2 separate regions of the Homo sapiens genome follow, and region 2 is linked to region 1. A link is an interaction called in ENCODE POLR2A ChIA-PET data of the cell type or tissue named here. Cell type or tissue: CD4-positive, alpha-beta T cell. All regions are shown on one strand.

The links. Peaks named below come from ENCODE experiments on the same cell type or tissue, not always from the same donor. Only the 100,000 strongest peaks of a DNase experiment are listed, where the experiment ranks them.
Region 2: POLR2A ChIA-PET joins it to region 1 with 5 read pairs; 2 of 35 experiments call an interaction of 5 or more read pairs at or near these places.

What each region holds. Positions count from the first base shown.
Region 1 is chr19:41,554,116-41,556,615 of GRCh38, forward strand. It overlaps a transcript of CEACAM21 not described here. Among named protein-coding and RNA genes, the nearest start is that of LINC01480, 20 kb to the left of the region's middle. In CD4-positive, alpha-beta T cell, no CTCF peak of the experiment used is centred here; a DNase peak (open chromatin) is centred at 946; H3K4me3 peaks cover 2,074 bases; H3K27ac peaks cover 1,950 bases.
Region 2 is chr19:41,919,075-41,921,574 of GRCh38, forward strand. All of the region lies in intron 1 of ERFL (ETS repressor factor like), which reads right to left. It also overlaps a transcript of ARHGEF1 not described here. Among named protein-coding and RNA genes, the nearest start is that of ERFL, 8.1 kb to the right of the region's middle. RefSeq lists an enhancer at 1,370-2,051. In CD4-positive, alpha-beta T cell, no CTCF peak of the experiment used is centred here; a DNase peak (open chromatin) is centred at 1,438; H3K27me3 peaks cover 225 bases.

The DNA.
Region 1 (2,500 bases):
CTTCAGCCTCCTATTAGTTCACTTCATGCAGTTAATTCCTGTCCTGCTTGATATCAATGAACATTTTAGCTCTCCAAGTGTCCCGAACATTTTTCCTCTCTTCTGATGTCACAATCTCCAAAGTTATCAAAATTTGCATTTAAGAGCACCTGTTAGGGCTTTATAGCTGATTATAAAATTACCTTCTAAAGAGGGCCAAAACAAGGTAACATGTGTATATGGGTGACTGAACGTTTTAGGGTAGTCATAGTCAAAGACACAATTGACAAGGAAATCTGTTACCTCTGTGGCCCACAATAATTTAACATGACAATTATAATTATGACTGATAATGTACACTGAGATATAGCAGAATTATAGGAGTCTCCCATAACTTTGGAACCCTCATCAATAACATATTTATAGAAATATAGCCCAAAGAAAGCTAAAAATCATTTTATATTTCACAATGCTTCCTGTATGATTTTTGTACCAAATAAGCCAAATTTCACCTTTACATTAGTGTACTATTAATGTTAAACCTAATTCTTAATAAAACCTGATAGACATATTTACCCAATTTTAATGTTTGACCATAAGGTAACATTTTTATAGACTTTCTATAACCCTTTACAATTTTTGTTAAAGAGCAGGTTAGTGCTCTAAGAGAAACCCATTGTGTTTTTATTTCAATGCTCAATTTACAGAAATGCTGAATTATACCCCTTCAACTTTAGTCAATATGTTTACACACAAAAATATTTTAATTAATTTTTTCATAAACCTTTCACAACTTGCTTAAACATTTAGCTTTATTTTATCCAACTTAAAGCAATTCTTTAACCTTTTAATCTAGGCAAAAAAAATCCATCTTCTCATAAGAGCTTTAGAGACTCTTAGGCTTCTTTACTAGGACAGCTGAGCTCTAAAGCATGTGAACTTCACCCACCACAACTGTTTGCTCCATCTCAAGCTCAGAACCCTGCCCTGTCTGCCTAACCACAAGTGAGTATTTCCTGCCTTGATTTCCTGACATTTCTATATTTAATTCAGCTTGTTAAGTTCCAAGAAATCCCCTGGCAATTTTTATTATTGACCTCTTCTTCTTTGCACAGGTATCCAACCCAGTATCTACAAATAAATGCTTCACTCATCTACTCCTTTCATGAAACATTGCAAATCTTTTTCTTACTAGTGCTTGGGCTTGCTTTTTTTTTTTTTTTTTTTTCTTTGCAAGGAAACATATAGATGAGCCTCAAGAGATTTAGAAATCTTTTCAGAGTAACCAGCTGAATGTCAGAAAGTCATATTTGGAGGCCAATCTAGTTAGATTAGATAAATAGTTTTTAATTTTAACAAACTGTCTTCCTTTTCTAACTGGACCTCTGATCTCACAGAAGCCAACAAAGTATTTGCAGTTTATAGGATCTAATTTTAAAATATGTGAAGAGTAGGCACATCTGGAAGGCAGGGCATCTAGATCTTTGAAAATCAAAAATCCCGAATTTCACATTGAATCTGAGGTCTCTAAAAGAAGGGACATGCCACAAGACCAAGCCACACAATTTTTCCACACTGCACAATGCTGTAGAAACATGTCTTCAAGGCTAGTAGCACAGCAACAATCAGCCCACTTTTAATCAGACCATCCCCAAAGGAAATCATATTCATTGGTGGTGTTTTCACAGCCTTTAAACTGTGTCCAAACTGCACCTTTCTCATCTAAACTTGCAAAGAAACAAGGAGCCCCCTGCAATCACAACCATTTATTGCAACGGCTCTCAGCCATCTCCAAACTGCAGCCCTCACCAGTGACCCAGCAGCCGTTGCACTCACAAAGGACGTGTCTCTCACAGTACAAAGTAATGCCTGGTACTCACAAAACCAAAGCAATCAGCCAAGATGAAATAAAAGAGAGCAGAGCTGCAGACCTGGAGGAGCCTGTCCCTGACTCTGGACTCCACAAGGAGAACAGGAGACCCCCAAAAGGGGTGAGTGGGATCTTTTTGTGTATTTCTCAAGGAATTTCAGAGTCACTTAAAATTCCCTCTAGATCCCTTCATGTGATACCAAAGATGCCAAAAGGAAGGTAAAGAAGGGAAAAGAAGAAGTACATGGGAGAGGAATTCCTTTTAAAAAGAAGTGAGCAGAGGAACCAAGCACCTATTTGTTTTAATTCAAAATCTAATTTTATTTTGTCAAAATTTCAACTCTTATTATAGATTCAGGGGGTACATGTGCAGGGTAGTTACATGGGTATATTGTACCAAGCAATTAATTTCTAAAACGGAGTTTCACTCAAATCCAAATATTTTTCAAAACAGGAGGCAAAAGAGAAAATCCAGAAAGACTGTATGTACATATAATTAAATATTAGCTTTTCATGAAGCCGACTTCTGACCATAGAGCTCTTTGAAAAAGAAAAATAAAACCTTCCAGATCTCTTATAATCAGATTTTAGCCAACACAAAGAATTGCGATTTCCACTCTTTAAACTTTTTTTTACCAAAGGTAATCTCAC
Region 2 (2,500 bases), 360 kb after region 1:
CACATTACACCACACCACATGCCACACATAACACACATACCACACACATCACCCACATACCACACACCACACTCACACACCACTCGCAGCTTACTACTCTCAATACCACACCTTGTAATCCCCACATGGACACACACAAAACCAGTCATCCTTAACACACAGACCCACAGAAAACACACAGAAGCACACAGGGTGACACCAGAAACAGCTTCACACACAGACTTCGGCACAAGTTCACAGAAGTTGCAGACACATGCGCCATCCAACAGCCACACATAAACATGCAACCACACAAACATACACAATCAAACATACACAAACAGTCATCAGTGCTCTTTAGGGCTGGACACACAGTATCACTCAATTGTTATGAACCAACACTCAAGCTGGTACATTCAGCTCCTACAAATTACCACCCACGTGTGCACGTGCACGCGTACACACACACACACACACACACACGTCCACATCTGAACCCAGACTCAGACACAAGCCCACAAGCTCAGAGACACAACAGCAACCCCCGAACACCAACACAGCGCCACACAAACACACAGCTGGTCTGTGACACACAAGATTTTGGGGGCTCTTCCTCAGCTGCGTCCTTCACACCCACACTCACCAGCCCAGCTGCCGGGGTCCTCTCAGGGTCGCACTCACTTGGTCCTTCCACCCTGTTTCTCTGGGACTGAGCCTCCTCATCTTGCCCTCAGAGATAACTGCCCCAGGTCCCTGAGGCCTACCCTGCACAGCCACACCATGTGAAAACACCAGACATGGCACAACTCCAGAGCTTTGGACGGTCACACCAGACGCAGCTGAGCACCACACACGTCACACAGACATGACACGCTCACAGACATGATACGCCCAGACGTGACGAACTCACAGACATGACACGCCCACAGACGTGACACACCCAGACATGACGAACTCACAGACATGACGCGCTCACAGACATGATACGCTCACAGACATGACACACCCAGATGTGACACACTCACAGACATGACACGCTCACAGACATACACTCACAGACATGACACGCTCACACATGCGCTCACAGACATGACACGCCCAGACATGATGCACTCAGACATGACACGCTCACAGACATGCGCTCACAGACATGACATGCCCAGACGTGACACTCAGACGTGACGTGCTCAGACGTGAGGCACAGACATGACATGCTCACAGACATGATAACGCTCACAGACATGCGCTCACAGACATGACATGCCCAGACGTGACACACTCAGACGTGATGCACTCAGACGTGACGCACAGACATGACATGTTCACAGACATGACATGCCCAGATGTGACACACTCACAGACATGACACACTCACAGACATGACACGCTCACAGACATGACACGCCCAGACATGATGAACTCACAGACGTGACACACAGACATGACGCACTCAGACATGACACGCTCACAGACATGATGCACTCACAGACAGGACACGCCCAGATGTTACGCACTCACAGACGTGATGCACTCACAGACAGGACATGTGTGGCTCCACTCAGCACCCATACTTAGTCACCTGTGCCCAGGAGCACGCATGTCTACACAGATCACATTCACAGACACTGTGACACAAGTCACACAGTCATGTGCACATGCGCACACACACACTCGGTCTTCTGCCTCGACTGCACTGTGCAGGACACACAGAGGGACAGAATGGCAGACAGGGCAGTGGATTCCCAGGCTGGGGAAGGTGTGTCTGCTACCCTCGCTTGAGAGGTGGGGAGGCTCCAGGCCAGAGACAGAGAGGCCTGTGGGTGGGGCAGGGGTGGAGACCCACACCCCCCTCCCTCTGTCTCTCCCTCTCTGTCTCTGTCTCTGCCTCCGGCCCTGTGTGTGTGTCTCTGCATCTCTGTCTCTCTCCCTGAGTCTCAGTCTCCGCACGATGTCCCTGGGGCTGCGGACAGCAGCGCTCCGAATGGTGTCAGTTGAGGGGTGGCGAGGGAGCGTCCCCGGGGAGGTGGGAGCCGCAGTGCCACGCACCCCGCCTACCAAACAGCTCTGGGGGAGGGGAGAGGGAGGGTGGAGGCGCCACCGTGAGGCGAGGCGGAGGGAGGTCTGGCTGCTCCCCAACCTCACTCGTGGACCCCGCCTCCCCTCAGAGACCCAGAGAGATGGAGGAACTGGAGGTTGGGGTGGGGGGCACAGAGAAGGGGAGACATGCAGGGAGGAAGAGAGACCGAGGGGGTGGAGCGTGATACATGGAGAACTGAGAGGAAGCAGGAGTGAGACACGGAGGGAGATGGAGGGGGATAGGCGGGACATGGGGAACCCCACCAGGGGAAGGCACAGAGAAGGAAAGAGACACAGAGGACAAGGACAGGTCCCACAGAAACAGGAAGCAGACTGGGAGCCACATGCACACGCAGAGAGAAGAGAGAGACAGAGACAGAGAGACAGGCAGGGGGAGATCCGAGGTGGGGAAACACGGCAGAAGGAGCGAACCAGAGAGGCTGAG